Linked DNA regions of Homo sapiens: region 1 is linked to region 2. Evidence: chromatin contacts called from ENCODE Hi-C or POLR2A ChIA-PET data. All regions are on one chromosome and are shown on one strand. The core of a region is the stretch at or near the end of the contact, and the rest is flanking DNA. Distances in the headings are between cores, read along the strand shown.

Region 1 (4,379 bases), core at 1-2,500, 300 kb before region 2:
TTTTCAGTTGATCAACATCCTCCTGATAGGCTAAGGAGTGAACTGACCTTTACATGCATGGTTTATTTCAGAGCATGTTATTTGATTCCAGCATATTTAAACCTAAGCAACTAGATTGTAAGGTCTGTAAAAACAGAATTTGTCTTTCTGGTTTTTTACTCTATTCCCCTGGCACATAGTAGGTGTTCAGGAAATATTAGCTACTATTCTCCTCTCCAAGATGCAGCTGTTCCTCTCCAGCTGTCCTGTCCTTGCTGCTCCTCCTTGAACTTGCCAGGCTACTCCTGCTTCAGCACTTTGGAGACCACAGACCAGCAGGGATCACTCCCTCTCCTCTTCTGGGTCTTTGTTCAGATTATACCATCTCAGTGAGGCCCTAACTATCTCCTTCCTTTCTTTCTTTATTTTTCCATCATATCATCGCCATCTGATAAACTGATATATTGATGTACTGATATATTGACTTATTTATTTGGGAATGTGAGCTCCACCAGGACAGGTGTTTCTGTCTGATTTGGTTATTGCTGTATACCTAGTGCCTAGAACATAGTTGCTATAATTTACTTGGATGTTCCGCCACGTACTGGCTGTGTGGTAATAGCTAATGCATTTGCTCCCTTGGATCCTTTGTTTGATTCCCCATTTGTTTCATATGGCATATGTGGGTCAGATGAGATGTTGCACATGAAAGCTCTTTTATGCTATGTGTTATGCAAATGTATTCACTTATTTATTCATTTAATCAACCAGATGCAGTTCCTGCCTTCACAGAGCTTAATAATTGGACAAATAAGTAATTTCACCAAAGTGGGAATGCGGGTGATAGGGATAGTGTGATAGGGAATGTGCAGCGTGCTATGGGAGCACCGTCACGAGGGATTCCTAATTCAGATGTGGGGACAGGACCCTGGAAGGCTTCCAGGAGGAAGGAACATAGAAGCTGAGATCTGGGGATGGAATGGGCATTCAACAGGCGAAGGGAGTGTGATGTAATTGATGGCATGGAGAGTATTGCAGGTAGGAGGAATAATGTACAGAGTCTGGAAGTGCAGAACCATAGAGTACTGGTGGAACTGAAAGTAATTCAATCTTTCTGGAATATCCAGTGTGGGGACAGATAAGTGGATAGGGATGTGGCTCGTGATATAGTCTGGGGACAGATCAAGGAGCGCTTTGCAGGCCATGCTGGGGAGCTTGGACTTGATCCTAAGGACAGTGTGGAGCCATGGAAGTCTTCCAAGAAAGGAGTGACTTGGTCTGACTTTCATTTTCAACAGTCATTTTATGGAGTAAGACAGCTTATTTCCTCGCCAAGGAACTTGAACACAAGCTCCCAGGAAGGGAGGTTGTGAAAACAGTGAAAGGGCCTTCCAGAAAGTAAATCCTTAAGCTCCATGAAATTAGCTTAAATTCTGTTTGAATCTGACTGGTGAATATCATAGCAATGAGGCCAAAAAAAAAAACCTTCATAAAAACTTAATTATCTTTGAGGCCGTAGCTCATACTTGAGGGAAGGGACATGGGTAACGCTAGAGACATATATGTTTGCATTAACTTTTACGCCACTGTGGGGCAGACAATTAAAGCAGGAGTGGAGGAGTCAGAGCAGTTTTGAATCTGCTTTTAAGTCCCAGAGAGTGTCACAGTACCTCCTACCCAGCACTGGTTGCCAAAGTAAAAGAAAGTGGTAACAATAGGGCATAAGGTGGTGGAGAAGAGGCTGGGTAGACCTTGGCCATATTCTTGCTTTGCACCTTACACTGCTATAAAGAACTACCCGAGACTGGGTAATTTATAAACACAAAAGAGGTTTAATTGACTCAGACTTCTGCATGGCTGGGGGGTCTCAGGAAACTTAAAATCATGGCAGAAGGTGAAGGGGAAGCGAGGCATGTCTTACATGGCAGAGGAGGAGAGAGAGAGTGCTAAGAGAGAAGTGCCACTTTTAAACCATCAGATCTTGTTGGTTTAAAACAACCACTATCGTGAGAACAGCATGGGGGAAAGCACCCCCATGATCCAATCACCTCCCACCAGGTCCCTCCCTTGACATGTGGGGATTACAATTTGGGATGAGATTTGGGTGGGGACACAGAACCAAACCATATCATTTTACTCCTGGCCCCTTTCAAAGCTCATGTCTTTTTCACATTTAAAAGCTAATCGTGCCTTCCCAACAGTCCCCCAAAGTCTTAACTCATTCCAGCATTAACCCAAAAGTCCAAGTCCAAAGTCTCATCTGAGACAAGGCAAGTTCTTTCCACCTATGAGCCTGTAAAATCACAAGCAAGTTAATTACTTCCAAGATACAATGGGGATACAGGAATTTGGTAAATGTTCCCATTCCGAATAGGAGAAATTGGTCAAAACAAAGGGGCTGCAGGCCCTGCACCAAGTCCAAAACGCAGCAGGGCAGCCATTAAATCTTAAAGCTCCAAAATAATCTCCTTTGACTCTATGTCTCACATCCAGGGCATGCTGATGCAAGAGGTGGGCTCCCAAGGCCTTGGGAAGCTCTGCCCCTATGGCTCTGCAGGATACAGCACCCCTGACACACAGCTGCTTTCATGGGCTGGCATTGAGTGCCTGCACCTTTTCCAGGTGCACAGTGCAAGCTACCAGTGGATCTACCATTCTGGGATCTAGAGGCTGGTGGCCCTCTTCTCTCAGCTCTACTAGGCAGTTTCCCAGTGGGGACTCTGTGTGGGGGCTCCAACTCCATTTTCCCCCTCTGCCTGCCCTAGTAGAGGTTCTCCATGAGGACTCCACTCCTGCAGCAGACGTCTTCCTGGACATCCAGACATTTCCATAGATCCTCTGAAATCTAGGCAAAGGCTTCTGAAGCTCAACTTTTGTCTTATGTGCACTCGCAGGCCCAACACCAGGTGGAAGCTGCCAAGGCTTGGGGCTCCCACCCTCTGAAGCAATGCCTGAGCTGTACTTTGGCCCCTTTTAGCCATGGCTGGAACTGGAGTGGCTGAGACTCAAGGTGCCATGTCCTGAGGCTGCACAGAACAGGGAGTGCAGGAGGGACCCCTGGCCCACAAAACCAGTTTTCCCTTCTAGGCCTCTGGGCCTGTGATGGGAGGGGCTGCCATGAAGATCTCTGAATTGCCCTGGAGACATTTTCCCCATTGTCTTGGCTATCAACATTCAGCTTCTCTTTATTTATGCAAATTTCTGCAGCTGGTAGCTTGAATTTCTCCCCAGAAAATAGATTTTTCTTTTCTACAACATGGTCAGGCTACAGGTGTTCTAAACTTTTCTACTCTGCTTCCCTTTTAAACATAAATCCCAATTTCAGACCATCTGTCTGTGAATGTCTATGACTGTATGCTTTCAGAAAAAGCCAGGTCACATCTTGAATGCTTTGCTGCTTGGAAATTTCTTCTGCCAGATATCCAAACCATCTCTCTCAAGTTTAAGGTTACACAGATCTCTAGAGCAGGGGCAAAATGCCACCGGTCTCTTTGCTAAAGCATAGGAAGAGTGACCTTTGCTCCAGTTCATAATAAGTTCCTCATTTCCACCTGAGACCACCTCAGACTGGACCTCATTGTCCATATCACAATGAGCATTTTGGTAAAAATCATTAAACAAGTCTCTAGGAAGTTCCAAACTTTCCCACATCTTCCTGTCTTCTTCTGAGCCCTTCAAATTTTTTTATTCTCTGCCCGTTACCCAGTTCCTAAATCACTTCCACATTTTCAGATATCTCTATAGCAATGCCCCACTTCTATCAGGACCAATTTTCTGTGTTAGTCTGTTTTCACACTGTTATAAAGAACTGCCTGAGACTGGGTAATGTATAAGCAAAAGAGGTTTAATTGACTCACAGTTCTGCATGGGTGGGGAGGCCTCAGGAAACTTACAATTATGGTGGAAGGTGAAGGAGAAGCAGTCTCCTCCCTTGACATGTGGGGATTACAATTCGAGATGAGATTTGGGTGGGGACACAGAGCCAAACCGTATCAACCAGTGATGTGGCTTTGGGAATCACTTAACTTCCCTGAACCTCTGTTTCCTTTTCTGGAACATGGAATTAGTACTACTGATTTTTCAGTGTTGCTAGGATTCAATGAGATAAAGCACAGTCAGTGCTGCTATAACAGTTGTTTTGAAAACACACACATTTTTTCAAAGCTGATTGATGTATTCAGAAAAATTTGAGAATAATGCAAATTTTATGTTTACTTACATAGTCAGTTTTATCCACGAAAAGTACTAGGTGGACTCAGAAGACGGCACTCAGCTAAAGTGAGATGCATGGCAATATACAAACACACACACCTGAAACATCTACCAGCTCCTCAGTTCACCAGGTGTGTTGAGTTACACTCGAGTTACACTCATCCACATCTGCCATTACAACTTTCTGT
Region 2 (3,845 bases), core at 728-3,227:
GATGTGATTTCCTCTCCATGGCTCAAAACAGGGTGTATGAAAGGGGCTGGGGGGATAAATTCAGAGGTCAGAGGTGTTGGGCTATTTATTTCACTGCTCTCTGTCCCTATGAGGCTGCCATGCTGTGGGATTGCCAAGTCACTGTCCCCGGCATTCCATTTGAAGAGCCATGAGAATCAGAACAAAAGAACCTGCTGATACTGAGTAAACTGCTCATGCTTATATCAGTTTAGTCTGCTTGGAAGTGACTTACAAAGCTACCCCCACGACCTCCCCCACCTTGAGGCCTGAATTTGCAACCATTGGCCCTCTCCCAAGGTCCCTCTACCTTGGCCCTTGTGTAAATGATATTTTTTTTTTAATTAAGGTGGAATTCACATAACATAGAGTTCACCATTTTATTTTATTATTTATTTTGTTATCGTTATGTTTTAAAGAGATGGTCTTGCTCTGTCACCCAGGCTGGAGTGCAGTGATGTGATCATGGCTAACTACAGCCTCAAACTCCTGGACTCAAGCAATCCTCCTGCCTCAGCCCCCTGAATAGATAGGACTACATGTGTGTGCCACCATGCCCTGCTAATTTTTTCATTTTTAATTTTGTAGACACAGAGTCTCACTATGTTGTCCGGGCTGGTCTTGAACTCCAGGCCTCAAGCAATCCTCCCAACCTTGATCTCCTAAAGTGCGGGGATTATAGGCATGAGCCACTGCACCCAGCCAGAATTAACCATATTAAAATGAATAAGTCAATAGTAGTTAGTATATTCATAATGTTGTATAACCGCCACATCTGTCTACTTCCAAAACATTTTCATCATCCCAAAATAAAATTCCTTGCCCGCTAAGCAGTTACTTCTTATTCCTCCCTGTCCCCAGCCCCTAGCAACCACCGATCTGCTTTTCTCTAAAGACTTACCTATTTTAAATATTTCATATAAATGGGATCATACAATATGTGCCCTTTTTGTTCAGCTTATTTCACTTAGCATGTTTTTGAGGCTCTCCCACATCGTAACCTGTTTCAGTACCTCATTCATTTTTCATGGCTGAATAATATAGTCTATTGTATGTATCTACCACCTTTTGTCTATCCATTCATCTGTTGATGAACACCTGAGTTGTTCCCACCTTTGGACTATTGTGAATAGTGCTGCTCTGCACATTTGTGTACAAGTGTGTGTTTGAGTACCTGTTTTCAATTCTTTGGTTTAAGTGAGATTTTACAGTCAGGAAAGTCCCTCTGCATCCATTCTCTTCTCATTAAGAAGAGGTAGGAGACCCGGCGTGGTGGCTCACACCTGTAATCCTAGCACTTTGGGAAGCCAAGGCAGGTGGATCATCTGAGGTCAGGAGTTCAAGACCAGCCTGGCCAACATGGTGAAACCCTGTCTCTACTAAAAATACAAAAATTAGCCAGGCATGGTAGCACACGCCTCTAATCCCAGCTACTCAGGAGGCTGAGGAAGGAGAATCGCTTGAACCCAGGAGGTGGAGGTTTCAGTGAGCTGAGATCGCGCCACTGCACTCCAGCCTGCGCAATGGGAGCGAGACTCCATCTCAAAAAAAAAAAAAAAAAAAAAAAAGAGAGAGAGATAGGCATTTTAACTGAAATTATCCCCAAAAAGAATATTTTAGGACCAAATTTGTCAGTACCGATCGGTTCAGCTATGTCTGCCCATGCCCTGTATATTCTGATGAGGAAGAAAATCGCTTCCAATTAGAGGATACTCCTGGTATGGAGAAGGGTCCACTTTGGTGGGCTACCCTGGGATAGTCTCCTCATCTCTTCTAGTTCTATTGGCCTGTCAGTGGTAAGGTGGGCGCTAAACAGATAAAATAGTATATGAAACTGGAAATCTGTGGAATGGTTTGATGAAAGTACTGGGAATGGGTGGGGTTAGTGAGTGACTAACTTTCCAGGGAAGGTAGGGGCATTTGGGTCTGAAAGATGAGAACATTCACAAGGAGAACGAGGGGGTGGAGGGCATGCCAGCCCTAAGGATGAGCATGGGTCAAGCCATGTCCGCATCGAAGTGCATCCTGTGGTTTGAGACTAGCAAGATCATCCACATGACTAATACCATCAGGCTTGTAGGCTTGTCTGGCAGGGAAGGAAGCTGGAAAAACTGGCAAGAACTAGATTATGAAGTCTCTGCAGAACAGCATTTCCTTTCCTTGCTCTGCAGTGGTTCCTAGATGGGCACTCCTTTTGCTGCCGCACTGTTCCACGATCCCTCTTAGCACTCTTCAAATATCCTTCATAAGCTCCTTGCCCTGGAGAAGGAGGAGACCCTGGAGGTGGATTACAGACCACATTTGCGTTTCCCAATCCCATGGCAGAGAATATGGCAGGTTGTAGAGGCTGGCAACATGGTAACTCAATTACCTTTATGAGAAACATGAGCTCCCATCACAAAGCACCCCTGCACCTTGACATCATGGTGAGGCAGCGGCGCACGCTGGTGCCAGCCACTGTGATGAATGGCCAAATTCCATTTGCCCTTTCACAATGCACTTTTCTTCTCCATTGAATGCAGCCTTGGGCACGCTCACTGCAAGTGCCCTTGCACTTTTGCTACCTTGCCACTTGCTTCATGTTTTTAATTTGCTGAGCATGGAGTAAGGCAGGAAGACATCAATGATGAAAGAAGTGTGAGCTGGAAAAAAGCATAAAGCTGATTAATGCTGGAGGAGCATTTGTTCCCCTCCAGCCAAAGCCAGTGGGGAAAAATGGAAAAGAAAGAAATGTGTTTTTGACTTTATGTTTAAAAGAAAACCTTTTACCACCCAGAATGCACCAAAGCTTCTCCACAGCAGAAAGCCCCTCTAAGCAGTGCAAAAACTCCATTGCCAAGCCACTTGGAAAGAAGTTATAGAGTGTGGTTAGAAACACTATTTAGAGCAAATCTAGCTCTTCTACTTGCTGCGTAACTTTGGATAAGTTCTCTATGCTTTCTGAGTCTCACTTTTCTCATCTGTAGAACAGGAATAATTACATCTTTACCTTTTTTTATAAGATTGTTGTTGGGATAAAATGACTTAGTATCTGTTTTGTAAGTATATAAAACTTAGCAGTATCTGATACAGAATCAAGACTCGTTATAAGGTCTCTTTCTCGAGTAGGCTGATTTAACTAAGAGTAGTATTGAAACGCAGAACATAGTTACAGATCTAACAACATGGGATAGTGGCCTCATCTTGAGTTTCAGTTTAAATCCTAGCTCCACCACAGACTGACTTTGTGAATTTGAGCAAGTTACTTAACTTCTCTGAATTTGAGTTTCTCTCTCGTAAAATAAGGATAATAGCTCATCAGGGGCTGCTTTGAAGAAAGCACCTAACACAGTACCCAGCCCAGAGCAGCAGACACTTAATACATGTTTGGTTTTTTTCAGTGTTGTGGTTCTCAACCACATTCAAATCACCTGATAGGTTTCTTTAAGCATAGATACCTAAGCCTCATCCCCAGAGACTATGATTTAATAGGTCTAAGGTGGGGCCTGGGCATTCGTATTTCCTAAAGCTTCTCAAGGAGATTCTTTCATTCTTTTTTTTTTTTTTTTTTGAGATGGAGTCTCACTCTGTCACCCAGGCTGGAGTGAAGTGGCATGATCTTGGCTCACTGCAACCTCCACCTCCTGGGTTCAAGTGATTCTCCTACCTCAGCCCCCTGACTAGCTGGGATTACAGGCACCTGCCACCACACCCAACTAATTTTTGTATTTTTAGTAGAGATGGGGTTTCACCATGTTGACTAGGCTGGTCTTGAACTCCTGACCTCAGATGATCCACCCGTCTCGGCCTCCCAGTGTGCTGCCAAGGCGATTCTCATAAGGAGCCAA

The links. Hi-C counts contacts between places; a loop is a spot of excess contacts on that map. ChIA-PET counts read pairs that join two places held with the same protein, here RNA polymerase II (POLR2A). Pooled maps may share reads with other maps.
Region 1: a map of ascending aorta shows a loop between it and region 2 (2.3-fold over the local background). The contact joins two enhancer-like sites. A Hi-C loop is called at or near these places in 1 of 168 maps with a recorded cell type or tissue (ascending aorta) and 3 of 50 pooled maps. POLR2A ChIA-PET finds 5 or more read pairs at or near these places in 1 of 52 experiments (Panc1).

The regions. Positions count from the first base shown.
Region 1 is chr1:63,828,563-63,832,941 of GRCh38, forward strand. The region is part of intron 1 of ROR1 (receptor tyrosine kinase like orphan receptor 1); the gene reads left to right. Among named protein-coding and RNA genes, the nearest start is that of ROR1, 57 kb to the left of the region's middle. Within about 2 kb of position 1,251, at least 6 of the 41 ENCODE cell types and tissues checked have a DNase peak (open chromatin) inside an H3K27ac peak, as active enhancers do.
Region 2 is chr1:64,131,199-64,135,043 of GRCh38, forward strand. The region is part of intron 4 of ROR1 (receptor tyrosine kinase like orphan receptor 1); the gene reads left to right. Among named protein-coding and RNA genes, the nearest start is that of ROR1-AS1, 21 kb to the left of the region's middle. Within about 2 kb of position 1,978, at least 2 of the 41 ENCODE cell types and tissues checked have a DNase peak (open chromatin) inside an H3K27ac peak, as active enhancers do.